3 separate regions of the Homo sapiens genome follow, and regions 1 and 2 are each linked to region 3. A link is a contact called in ENCODE Hi-C or POLR2A ChIA-PET data. All regions are on one chromosome and are shown on one strand. The core of a region is the stretch at or near the end of the contact, and the rest is flanking DNA. Distances in the headings are between cores, read along the strand shown.

What was found. A loop is a pair of places that touch in the nucleus more often than their neighbours do. ChIA-PET counts read pairs that join two places held with the same protein, here RNA polymerase II (POLR2A). Pooled maps may share reads with other maps.
Region 1: a loop to region 3 is called in a pooled map, with 6 times the contacts of the local background. The contact joins the promoter of EFR3B here to the enhancer-like site in region 3. A Hi-C loop is called at or near these places in 8 of 50 pooled maps. POLR2A ChIA-PET finds 5 or more read pairs at or near these places in 4 of 52 experiments (BJ, Caco-2, H1 and 1 more).
Region 2: a pooled map shows a loop between it and region 3 (2.5-fold over the local background). The contact joins two enhancer-like sites. A Hi-C loop is called at or near these places in 6 of 50 pooled maps. POLR2A ChIA-PET finds 5 or more read pairs at or near these places in 4 of 52 experiments (AG04450, Panc1, SK-N-SH and 1 more).

What each region holds. Positions count from the first base shown.
Region 1 is chr2:25,040,676-25,044,902 of GRCh38, forward strand. EFR3B (EFR3 homolog B) reads left to right here and starts at 1,401. Exons shown (of 23, transcript NM_014971.2): 1 at 1,401-1,644. The coding sequence starts at 1,638. RefSeq lists enhancers at 409-1,358, 1,359-2,307 and silencers at 1,265-1,884, 2,015-2,094, 2,205-2,334, 2,665-2,794.
Region 2 is chr2:25,814,109-25,818,521 of GRCh38, forward strand. The region is part of intron 3 of ASXL2 (ASXL transcriptional regulator 2); the gene reads right to left. Among named protein-coding and RNA genes, the nearest start is that of ASXL2, 62 kb to the right of the region's middle. RefSeq lists an enhancer at 3,522-3,701. Within about 2 kb of position 2,268, at least 2 of the 41 ENCODE cell types and tissues checked have a DNase peak (open chromatin) inside an H3K27ac peak, as active enhancers do.
Region 3 is chr2:25,361,259-25,365,860 of GRCh38, forward strand. No RefSeq gene overlaps it. Among named protein-coding and RNA genes, the nearest start is that of DNMT3A, 22 kb to the left of the region's middle. RefSeq lists enhancers at 935-1,014, 1,285-1,384, 1,435-1,484. Within about 2 kb of position 1,598, at least 29 of the 41 ENCODE cell types and tissues checked have a DNase peak (open chromatin) inside an H3K27ac peak, as active enhancers do.

The DNA.
Region 1 (4,227 bases), core at 151-2,650, 320 kb before region 3:
TGTAGATTTTATTCCAGTTTCCCAACAGTCCTGCAGGAAGCTGGGGTTGAGAGAGTAGATCATTGGCCTACAGACACACAGCCCAGCCTAACAACATAAATTAACCTCTCAACGTTAAATGAAGTAAAATGAAGTTCAGTTCTTAAGTATCTTTAAGTTCCTTTCCTCTCTAACTTCTACTAGTAGAATATTTCTACCAGTAGAAAAAAACAAAAGAAAACCCAAACAACTCTCAACCATGGGCCAAGAGAAACTAAGAAATCGATATTGAAAGGCCAGGAGGGGCAGGAGAAGTGGCTCAGGCCTGTAATCTCAGCACTTTGGGAGGCCGAGGCGGGCGGATCACTTGAGGTCAGGAGTTCCAGACCAGCCTGGCCAACATGGTGAAATCCCTTCTCTACCAAAAAATACAAAAATTAGCCGGGCGTGGTGGCACGCACCTGTAGTCCCAGCTACTCTGGAGGCTGAGGTGGAAGAATCGCTTGAACCCAGGAGGCGGAGTTTGCAGGGAGCCGAGATAGTGCCACTGTACTCCACCCTGGGCGAGAGTGAGACTCCATGTCAAAAAAAAAAAAAAAAAAAAAAAAAAAAAAAAAAAAGACGGGAACGTGTGCAATGTAAAGAAGGCTGGATGAGAAGCCCAGGGAAGTCCTGAGCTAGCTTAGGAGAGATCTTCAGGTGTGGGCGTAGGCATGAGCCGCTGCCTCTCTGTGCCTGTTCCTCATAGGGTCACGGCAGGTGCAGAGCTGGAATTCAAGTCGGCGCTGGGGCTCAGCTGGAGAGGATCCTGGCGGCAAAGCTTGCGAATTACACATATAAATCAGGGAGAGGAAAAGCAAGCGGACTTCCTGCAGCCCTTGGGGGTTGGGAGTGGGGTGCGTTTCCTGCGTCCCTGACCCGGGAAGGACGCTGTTTGGTGGTAGCAAGCACCTAGCCAGAGAGTGGCTGGGCACCTAGCCAGAGAGTAGCTGGTAGGGCGCAGCTGAGGGCTGGAGGGCTTCATCAGAGAACGGCGCTCAGCTAAGGTACCTAGCCAGGAGAGGGTGGAAGTCATTCCCCAATTCCCATCCTTGCGCCCCCCGGCTTAGCCCACGCAGCCTGGACAGAACTGGAGGAGGGGTGCACCTGCAGCTCTCAGCGCCCCGGCTGACCTCGAGGACCCCAGGTTAGGGAGAGCTTCCGAGCGCTCCGACAGGAGCAGGGAGTTGGGGTGGGTAGCTCCGCAGGTGCACGCTGCGGCCCTTAGGGCGACAGCCTCGGAAAAGGCGCATCTCCGGCTGTGGGTTTCTCGGGGGCGGGGCGCAGGGGCGGGGCGGGGCGAGGGGCTCGCAGAGGCCTCGGGTTGGCCGAGCCGGGAGGGAGGAGCATTAGTATTAGCATAGCCCCCGCCCCCTGCGCGCAGCAGTGCCCAGCAACCCGAGCGGAGGCGGCCGCTGCAGCCCGGCGCTGAATGGGCTGGCGGCGCCCGGCTCCGTCCTGCCCGCGGCCGGCCCCCGCGTCTGCTCCCTCCCCGCCCGGGCCCCTGTCGGCCGCCGCCAGTCCCCGCCCCGACTGTGAATGAAAGGCGGGCGCCGCCGAGGGCTGGCTGGGAACGCCGCAGCGACGCCGGCCTCTCGAGAGGCGCGCGCCCCGCCGAGATGTACGGTAAGGAGGGCTCCGCGCCCGGGCCCGGGCCCGCGGGGGCGACTCCGCAAACTTCCCCGGCGCGGACCATTGTCCCCCTGCACGGCCCTGGCGCGGGGCCAGGCCGCTGACCTGGTGCCCGGCGGGGCTGTTGCGGTCGCTCTGTGCGCGCGCGTCTGCGCTGCGAGGACAAAGATGCCTCGGGCCGGGGACCCTGGGGTCCTCTCCAGGCCCGGCGCGTGCCGGTGCTGGGCGGTGGTCCTTCGGGGGGCGGAGGCTCAGGGGAAAGCGGGTCTCCCGGAGCCGAGCAGACCGGGAGTGCTGGAGGAGGTGGTCGTGTGGCAGCATTTGCGGAATTAACAAAAGCGGTTTGTGCCTGGGAGTTTTCTGTGGGAAGCCGGTCCAGGGCTGAGGGAGACGCCCGCGGCCGGTCGTCTGCGCGGCTCGGAGAAGGCGGGAGGCGGCGCCGGCGGCGCAGAGGCCCGGGGAGCAGCCAGTGGCCGAGTCTCGTCTCGCCCGCCTGAATGGACTCGGCCTCTGCCTGCCCCTGCCGCCCCGCGGGATCCAGGTTCACCAACTTCCAGATTTTCCCTCCGCAGTGATGAAGGGAGGAGACGCTGCTGAGAGGGTGCAGCACAGCCCTGACCTCTCCCCGCCTCCACCGCCATCCCCTCAACTGCCGTGCAACAGTTAGCCAGACCCTCACGATGCACGGCTCTGCTTGATCATTTGCTAGGACTCCCTCTGGTTTTGCAGGCAGTGTGGGTGAAGAAGAGAGAGCGCGTTGGGTCCCACATTGCAGCTCTGATGAATGGAGCACTGGAGACCTAGACCAGTCTAGGAATGGACTGCATTCCTGAGCCTGCAGCCCACCAAGGGCTGTGCGTGTGTGTGTGATCCCGGTAGACATAAGTCCATGAAAACCCAGGTCTCTGGCAGCTCTTCTAGTGCCAGCAAAATAATTGGAGCTGTGCTCACCTCCCACCCCCACTGCAAGGTAGGGGCTCAGGCTGCACTTGAGGGGTCAGTGTTTGGAGAAGAGTGCGTTCCCAATTTAACCCATCACTGAGGCTGCTCGGCTGCTCAGCTGCCTCGCTCCGCGAACAGACTGTGAGTCACAAAGTTTGTTAGAGGCAGAGGAAGCTGAGAGCCTGGTGGAAAGGCTCAGCAATTGGTGGGCCCCCCTACTGAGAGAGAGAGAGAGACTGACTCAACTTTTTCATCGGTCTCCTTCCCTGCCCAGTTGCTCAGAAATACGTTTGCATTTCTGATCCAGGGTGAGACATCAGCAGGTCCCCTCAGCAAGTACCATTTCTCTTGGACCAAGTGGGAGGAGGGGGAGGTTGGCCTGAGAGGCTGTGCTGCTGACCACTGGGGACTCTGGGGAAAGGTAAAAAGGCGGTTATGCTTTATAAGCCAGAGGTTGTGATATGTATGTATATATATAGGAGTATGTGTGTATTTTTTTACTCTCTCTGTTTTCCCCCTCTTCTTTTCTGCAGAGGTAGCAGCCTGAAGCTGCAGATCATTTGACAAAAGCATGTGACTGCAGGGGCACCTGCAGTGGGGAAGGAGTTAGGACAGGCTCATCAGAATGGGTCAGAATTAGGAACTGGGTTCTGCTGGGCTGCCTCATTGCATTTAGTCCAAGATAATTTGGTCGTTTACCCGAGATATCTGAAGGTGGGGGTCCCAGGCTGCCTCTGTTGTATGAAGCAAGACAAGGAAGAGCTGGATAGTCAGAAAGGTGAACTGGGGAATCAAAGCATCTGGGTGCTATTTTCAGACACATCTCAGGTTTTCATTTCTCTTTTATAATATATTTTTATTTCCCCAGATGCAAACAGATATGGTATTTACCCTGAATGATTCATAGAAAGATTGTAATGGAGGAATCCTCTGGGCAGTTGCCTGCAGCAAAGGAAAGTCACACCAAGCTTGGGTGGGAAATTACTACTGAGTTGCTGGGTGCAGAGTCTGATCTTAGGAGGTGTGGGAGGGAGCCCACTCCCCCTGGTGAGGACTCAACTGCTTGGATTTTCGTATATTCCTGACTTTCATGAAAAGAAAGGGTTCATGTGATATTTAAAATCATTTTCTCACCAGAAGTCAATAGAGTGATGAAAAAAAGTGAGTAAGGAGGTTTGGGGGCGGGGATCACAGAATTATAGACTTCTTATAATTGCAATTTTCCTCTTGTTTTACAAGTTATTTTTCCAGGGTGACAGAGTTAGATGGAACAGGGCACAATGAAAATGGGGGCCTCCTGGCACTGCGCTTCTCCCCCTCCCACCTCCTGACCTCCCCTGTGTGTCCTATAAAGTCTCATTAGAAAAATACCACCAGGGGTTTTATTAACGTGATGGGCAGAGAGGCCCCCCTATGGAGCCGAAAGTCACCTAAGAGCTTTAGGTAAAGGTGTACCTTGTCCACCCACCTTGGTGACTTGTGCCACTATAAATTTGTCTTCCCATCTGTCCAGCTCTGGAGGATCTCCGTTTCCCATCCCTCCCCCTCCTCACCCTGCCTCTGCCCTCCACAGCTCAGCCTTCTTCCTTCTGCTTATGGGAGGCTGGGAACCCCATGTCTTTGCTGGACACAGTG
Region 2 (4,413 bases), core at 1,018-3,517, 450 kb after region 3:
AATCTGGATATAATTTTCTTTGAAGGAAACAAAATTTTGAAAAACCTACAAGATATACAGGACACAGTACCATTTAAAACAAAATTTAGGCATGATCTCAGGAAAATACAAAAAGTCAAAGAATCCGGGCAGTTTATTTTTATGAATAATAAAGCAATAGCAGAGAAGCAAAACAGGACACACTACCCATGATGGCTGGAATATATCCTCATGGGAAGGTAGAGCTCCAGAATTCTATAATTAAATAAAAGTGAACGACTTGAAGAAATAAGACATCATCTGCATGGGTGATAAAACCATAGTACTGAGATCAATACCAACTTAAAAGTTCAAGTAAATTCAGTAGGGTAAGTACTAACACCCGAAGCAGCTGTAGTAAGAACCACCTTAAAGATTATGTAACTATCACACAACAAGTCAGCTTCTAATTTTTCTTGTCCATGCTCAAGAGATTGGGGTTGAAGAGGTAGGGGTTCTGTCAAGGAAAGGAACAAGTGCAGTGCTATAATTTTATGCGGTGAGCATGTAAGCAAACATACTAATATGTTTTGTACATAAGGCCCAAAGAACTAAAGTGACTTTGATCATATTGCCAATGGCCCTTTTTAGTTCTCTCTGTAATAAAAGCTAGCAGTAGCTAGTAGGGCTAAGAGAGCAGAAGTCAATCATTGTACTGCTTAGATAAAGCAAATATAGCAATTAATGAAAGGAGTCATCACTGCATGGTAAAGAGCCAGATTTAATGATTCATACCAATCTGAATACAGACCTGACTGTAGCCTGGGCAAGTCACTTTAAACACCCTTAATTTACTCATCTGCAAAATAGAGGTAATACTGCCTACTGTGTAACTCGATTGTACAGATCACAGATAATGTACATACCAAGTATATGTCACAGAGTCAAGATTCAGTAACTACAGCAGTTACTTTACCAACTTACTATCCTACCCTAGTCTGGCAGTGTTCCAGTGTTCCCCATCTCAAGTGATAGGAATCTCACCCTCACATACAACTATTCTCCACTCTGAAGCCAGAGTAACCTTTTAAATATAAATATGATCATACTACCTCCTGTCCAGCTTAAAATTCATCCATATCATAATGTTCTTAGTATAAAGTACAAAATTATCAAAATAATCTGACCTTGACCAAAATAATCTGACCTTGACCATTCTGCTACACACCCTCTCTGCCAGCCTACTCTACCTTTCTTTTCATTTGGTAATTTAAAATTCTTCTGACTACTTGGCCCAACACTTCTGCTTGCAATGATAACCCTCACCTCCTTTTCTCCTAGCAACCTCCAATTCAACTTTTCAGATTTTAGCCTTAATGTCTCTTGCTAAAATAAGCCACTTCTATGTTCTATAAATCCTATACTTCTCTGAAACACATATTTATAACTACATATACTGAAAGGAAAAAATCTGACTCAACTGTAAGCGAGCCAGACTCAGTGATGAGTGATTTTAATGTCTCTGAAAAGTAGAATCTTTCTTCTCTTCTACAATTCAACCCAAAATATCCAGCTCTAAGGCCTGTGAGCAGTCATCTTGCAATTATGATGGATGAGCCTACTGAGAATGGAACAAAATTGAAGGAAGCAGAGCTGAGATACTGATGAAACTGACTGGAGAACTTGGATAAAGTTTTGCCTGTTTTTTTCACTTGCATTAAATGATGAGATTCCTTCAATGTTTAAGCCAGTTTACATCGTGTTTCCTGTCATTTACAGCTGGAAGTATCTTAATAGATACAAAGCACCTACATAAAAGCAATCAAATTTACAGAGATAGGAAAGGGAAAAGAACAACAACACAGGAGAATATTCACAGGTAAACCACTCTCTTCTGTTAACGAGAAAAGATTACCCTTATGCATCAATAATGTATATTACATGATAATGTAAGAGGTAAGATGCTACCCAAATCTGTACAGACTAACCCCAAGTACTCAGATACTCAGAAACATCTAAATTTTTCCTAAATCTTGGCTGGGTGCGGTGGCTCACACCTGTAATCCCAGCACTTTGGAAGACCAAGGTGAGCTGATCACTTGAATCCAAGAGGCGGAGGTTTCAGTGAGCCACTGCACTCCAGCCTGTGCGACAAAGCGAGCCTCCATCTCAAAAAAAAAAAAAAAGTTAATATTTTCCTAAATCTTAAGCGTCAAGGATAAAGAAAGAATCAAACCAGGTTCCAGGCGTTAAAAGCCAAAGTGGCAGCTTGAATTAGTGTTTCCATTTCATCATTCACACCATCGTGTGACCTTGCAGTACGTTACAGTAAGTGAAATATATTTCCCTGCCACAATGATGTTCGTCTTGGCCACAAGGCTTGATTTGATCAATGAAATAAGAGACATGACGGAAGCAGAGGCTAAAATTTGCCTGTTTGGCTGACTCCTGTGATTGACATGAGAGCCAGATTCCAGCAGAAGGAGAGAACAATCCACAGCCTACAACAAAGTCTAGCTAACAATAACTAAGCCCCAGTTAACCTAAAGACATGAGGAAGAAAAAAAGTATTTGTTGTTATAAGCCACTGAAATTTTAAGATTATGCAGCAAAATATTGACCAATAAAGCAAGCACTATATAATGAAGGAAACATTTGCTTTCTTAGCAATACTCACTGCCAAAAGACAGCAAAAAAAGTTCTTAAGAGTATGAATGAAAAATTTTATATCTAGCCTAGATGGCATTCAAACAAAGAGGCAATAGAAAACATTCTTGGCTTGGTGTGGTGGCTCACGCCTGTAATCCCAACACTTTGGGAGGCCGAGGTTGGCGGATCACCTGAGGTCTGATGTTCGAGGCCAGCCTGGCCAACATGGTGAAACCCAGTCTCTACTAAAAATGCAAAAATTATCCAAGCATGGTGGTAGGCATCTGTAATCCCAGCTATTTGGGAGGCTAAGGCATGAGAATTGCTTGAACCCAGGAGACGGAGGTTGCAGTGAGCCAAGATTGCACTGCACTCCAGCCTGGTTGGCAGAGCAAGACTCTGTCTCAAAAAAAAAAATTCTTAAGCCCGCAAGAACTCAGGGAAAAGATCATCCATAAATGTAAAAATTCTAGCTGATGATGAAATCCAGCCAAAAAGAAATGCACCAAAGTAAACAAGGAATGGAGAAACTATTTTTTGGAAAAAAGTGGAATACATTTGCAATTAGGTAACATATAAGAAACGTAAATGTTTTCTACTTTTTTCAACTTTCATTTTTAAAATGACAATACACTTTCAGAATTTTTCTATTTTGTTTTTCCTCAACTTCAGAGATCATTTAGGAATTAATATTACCTCACAGTGAAGAAACTAAAGCCTAGTAACTTTCTTGGTCTCTTCAATTAAATGCAATAAACAATGGTTATTCCTACTTAAAAGTTTTTCAGGATATGTTCTTCAGTGTACATTTTTTTCACTGATTAATTTAATTTGGGTAGGGGGTTATCAGGCATCATTTCTACAAGAAATATTGAAGTAAATAGTCCGGAAATATACAAATAAACTATTAAAACAAGGAAACTTCTGAAAGACAATAGAGCTCTTTTTGAAAATCACTTTGTCACAGGGCATGCTATTAAAAACAAAACAAAAACTAGAACAGCAGGTAAGAGGGGAAATTGCATACAGATGGAAATGAAAGACTTTCACTTAAAAAGACACACTGAATAGCAAGGTACTTGTTCACCAAGTACAAGATGATACACTGACAGAGAGTGAGAACCCCAGATGCCCACAAATACAAAGAAGGGGATGCCTATACATAACATTCAAAGATCAAGAGACAAGCCAAAGATGAAGCTGAGAAAACTAGTGGTTTTAGAATGAGTATATTTAGATCATATCACCAAAACTTTTAATCATTTAAGTTACATGGTAATGATTTTTAGGGGAAAAATTAGCTCTTCACTTAAAACACATTAATATAAAAGCATTTTCAGCATTTTGATGGTAACTTGAAAGTCTGTTACATCAAAGTATATTTTCAAATAGAATTTCAAAGGCTTTGCAAACCTATGATAGAATGGCTCACCTGTTAAAATTTATCTTTCATTTAGAGTATATTTGACCAATGACTTACTATACCTCAAATCCTGTTTAAAAATCCATGCTGGGCCACGCAGTGGCTCACGCCTGTAATTCCAGCACTTTGGGAGGCCAAGACAGGTGGATCACTTGATGTCAGGAGATCGAGATCAGCCTGGCCAAAATGGCGAAACCCCGTCTCTACTAAAAATACAAAAAACTTAGCTGGGCATGGTGGCGGGCACCTGTAATCCCAGCTACTCGGGAGGCTGAGGCAGGAGAACTGCTTGAACCTGGGAGGTAGAGGTTGCAGTAAGCCGAGATCATGCCACTGTACTCCAGCCTGGGCGACTGAGTGAGAGCTCATCTCAAAAAAAGAGA
Region 3 (4,602 bases), core at 348-2,847:
GGCTTACTGCAACCTCCGCCTCCCGGGTTCAAGCGATTCTCTTGCCTCAGCCTGCCAAGTAGCTGGGACTACGGGCACGTGCCACCACACCCGGGTGATTTTTGTATTTTTAGTAGAGACGGGGGTCTCACCATGTTGGCCAGGCTGGCCTCAAACTCCTTATCTCAGGTGATCCGCCTGCCTTGGCCTCCAACTCTGTGCTGGAGCTACAGATATGAGCCACCGCGTCCGGCCAGGCCGCCTTTTAAATTAGGATCAAGGAGCATGGCCTGAAAAAATGATTGTTTTAGTGCCCCGACCCCACGAGGGAGTGCGGGACTGAGACCCCCATCAGGCCACTGAGCAGGGGAGCCAGGACAGCTTGGCGGTCACACCCCGGAGGTCTGGGTGCAGCGCGGGAAGGCTGGGTCCCTTCTAGGATCTCTGGGCCACTAGTCCAGCTGTGGGGACAGTGTCCGAAGCCCCTGCCCCACTGACTGGGGATCCGGAAAAAGGGTGCCACCTCCCCACCCCAGGCATCTACTTTGCTTAATGGAGGCTGAGCCCAAAGAGATGCCATTGAGCACCTAACACCACTATTGCCACTTTTCTGGCCACTTTTCCACATCAAACTCATTCTTTTGGTCAAGTGGGAATAGAAATCAGGGAAAGTTGTGGGGAAAGTCATTTCAAGTAAACAGATTCAAAAGCGCTCGACAGCCCCTCGGCGGCTCCGCTCCGAATAACCCCACCGCGGTCAGCAGGTTTCGGAGCGGAGTCCGGGTCTCCATCGGCTGCAAAAACCAGCGAAGTGGGCGGCTCCGCCAGGCCGAGGACCCAGTGCAGTCGCCGCATTTCGCTCTTCACCCTCCAGGTGGCGCTAGCGGGGGCGGAGCGCATATTTGTATTTGGGGAGGAGCTTCAGAAATGCTGACTGTTGATTGGCTGGGCTCAGTCTCGCTTTCTTTTCTCCTTCCCGGCAGGGCTAGGGAGGGGACCCAGTCCCGGTGCCTGAGCTGCGCAAGAGGAAACGTGTGTGTGGGAATGGGACAGAGGGGACGGGGTTGGCTCACTTGACACAGAAAGAACATTTGGGGCATGGCCCCTGGGTGTGTTCACTCCTCAAGGACAATCCTGATTTCCTGGTTTTTGTTTTTTTAATAAAGGCAATTTGTTAAGTGTATAATGAACTGTGTTTTCCATTTGTCATTCCTTTATAAGACACCTCATAAATTTACACACCAGGAAAATCCTTGGTGGGACCTGTTGATAATAAAGACATCGTTATTTACAAAAGAACGAAGGTGAGGACCTTCTAGACCTCCCTTTTTCATTTTCTTGGTCTCTGAATGTTGTGTTTGTGTTACCAATATAACGATCTGTGGCTGTATTTTATTTGCACATCTAACAACTGATTGTTAAGCTTCCGCTATCTGGCAGGCATTGGGTGGGGTTTCTCTGAGTCAAGAGTGAGGAAAAAAAGAGGGGGAGCTCGTGGACAGGTAGGACAGGCGGCAGCCAGGATCCAGGCTGTGCACGGGGAACATTGAAGAACGCTGCCACGGCCCCGAAGAAGAAGTGGAGCCACGGGGAGAGGAACGGGGAATTTAGAGGAAGTGGGGCCCGAGGGCAGCGGAGCAGAGCCGCTAGCTCAAAAAGCGCAGTGCTGAAGTCACACTGATGTCACTGCAGAAGCCCAGAGGAGCTAAGGAGAGGTGAGATGTTGGGGGATTCCCTAGGGCAGCTGGAGTGGGCCCCTGGCCTTTTGTCCGGTTGGTGGGGAGGAAAGCATTGGAAAGTATAACTTCCAGAATATTTCCTTCTTGCTCAGGACAGAAAGCCATCTCTGGGGCCAGGCGCGGTGGCTCACGACTGTAATTTTAGCACTTTGGGAGGCTGAGGCGGGTGGATCACGAGGTCAGGAGTTCAAGACCAGCCTGGCCAACATGCTGAAACCCCGTCTCTACTCAAAATATAAAAATTAGCCGGGCATGGTGGCAGGCGCCTGTAATCCCAGCTACTCGGGAGGCTGAGGCAGGAGAATGGCTTGAATCTGGGAGGCAGAGGTTGTGGTGAGCCGATCATACTACTGTACTCCAGCCTGGGAGACAGAGTGAGACTCCGCCGCAAAAAAAAAAAAAAAAAAAAAAAAAAAAAAAAAAAAAAAAAGAAGAAATTTTTGCTAAGTGAATAAGGGAAGCAGATGCTTCTTGATCGGTAGAGAAAGCTCCCTCTAGGAGCCTGCACAGAGCCCAGTATCTCTGGCAAAGAATAAATTGTTCGGAGAGGGCTCTCTTTAGTGTAGGGGAAAGTAGCCCCTTTGCCCCGGGAGAAAACTGTGACAAGACCTTGGCGTTTCAAGGGCTTGAAGAAACTGCTCACCCACTGAGGGGGCAAGCAAGTCACAAGTGTGTGTATACCTGGTGGTGAGAGTGAGGTCTGCGAGGTGGTCCTCCCCATCCTGTCCTGCTCCTTACCTGCCATTCCAAGACCAGCCTCCACCCCAGAAGCAGATTTTCCCATGACTTGAGGGCTACAGCCTGGGCAGAGATTTGGCTCAGGGCCCTGGACTCCACCCCTCGACCTCCTTAAGTGGCCCTTTACATGTCTGGGCAGGGGAGACAAATCAGCGCCCCAAGCCTGAGCACCCGTGCCAGGCCTGGGGAGATCCTCAGCCACCTGGCACCGGGCGTGGGGCTTGGGCCCTGGCAGTACCAGGTTCCCTTGTCCCCATCACTGTAGCCTCTCGCCTATGAGTCCAGGTAGGGTCTGGCCAGTGCGGCTCAGTGTGGCTTGACCCACAGTGCCCAGTGGATGGTGCAGACACTAGTGTCAGAGGAAGAAAGGAAAGCAACCATTATTACTCATTTGCTATGTGCTCAGCCCTGCTCCAGGTCTCTTACACATTTTAATATAATCCTTAGAACAACTAAATAGGTTGGAATTATCTTCATTTTATAGATGCAGAGAATAAGGCAGTGACCTGAGGTCACTCTAGAAAGGAGCAGCGTCAGGATTCAAATGAAGGTGTGCCTGCCCTCCAGAACCCATGCTTTTCCATTGAACCCTATAGCTGTCCAGGAAGGCATGGTCCCCAGGGATCCCAGGAACCCTCAGGTACCTCCCTGAGAAGCAGGGCCCCAGACAGGCCTCCAAGAAACAGGGAGGATGAGACAACTCCAGAGAAGAAGGCAGAACCCTCGCTGGTGAGGACCCTTGGGAGCAAAGACAGGGACAGAAGGAGGAGACTTAGCAAGGGGCCAGCAGGGTGCAGACTCGCAGAAAAAGGAAAGGGAGAAGATTCAAAAGGGCAAATTGAGGCAAGAGGTGACAGATTTAGACCAGGTCTAGGGAGATCATGGAGGAAGCCCGGGGCAGCTGGAGGCACCCCAGCAGGACTGGATGACTTAGGGACCAAGGTTGGAGCAGAGGGCAGGAGTCACACATATAAATGCTCCTGGGAGCTGGGCAGGTCACGTCAATGGGCAGGTGAGCTGAGGGTGGAGCACAGACAGAGCTGAGCAAGAGACAAGCAGGACGTGGGAGTTGGAGCGGGGTTGGGAGCCCTCAGACAATAACCAGAGGCTGGGACACAGGCGCCCAGTCTTTCCCAGGCAGCTGGGTGGGCAGCGGGCACACCAGACAATCATGGGTCCTGGACCCACACCTCAGATCCCCTCTTAGTGACTGTGCAAGCTTTCCCATCCTCGTTAGCCTCTCCAAGTTTTCTCTACAGATGGACACCCTCGGCATCGCCTTAAAACACGTATTCATTAACCACACTAAAAAGCAGTCTTTTCCCCATTCCAGGGCCAGTCTGCACAATCGTTAGGTTCTAACATAAGCTTCATTTCCAGGCCAGCACACCCTCCGGGTCACAATACATTAGTCATTTGCCATTCAGAATTGGCACCCATTGTGTGCCAGCACTGTCTTTTAGCTCCTTCTCCCATGTTTCAGGCTGGTGGGAACTGGCACCCACCGTGTGCCAGCACCCTGTCTTCTAGCTCCTGCTCCCGTGTTTCAGGTTGGTGGGAAGTTTTCAAGTTTCAAGTGTCTGGGGGAAAGTTTATACCTCATTTGGGTGTTCCCGAGCAGGAATACCCTCAGCGGTAACTGGCACAGAGTGAGCTATTGCTTCCTGTGGGCCATGGTGATTGGACTGTCTCCCACCTAGCCAGGAAGTGCCTCCAGGCAGGAGCCGACTCTTCTAGAGGCCTGAGACAGGCCTGCTCCTTTGCATAAGAACTTGTCCAGGATGCTTTAGCTTTGGGCTGGGGTGGGGTGGGTGGTGCGTCATTCAGGAAGACAGGTGGATTTTTTTAAAGCAATAAAATAGTACTATTATTTGTAAACTTTGTTCAGACACTATCCTAGCATTTCATGTGTGTTGGTTAACAGGCAGAAATTTAATTACCTGCATTATCTCTCTATATATTTAGTAAATCATTTGCGTGTTAGGTATTTGTCCACAAGCACTCATTTTAGTTACCAGGGATCTTGGAGAACATAGTATTCGCACATTTTGAGGGACTCGAAGGTGTATATCACTATCCCTGACTTTAGGGACCTTATAGTTGGTTCAGGAAGACAAGAAGAGCATGTTAAAAAGCTCAGAGGAGC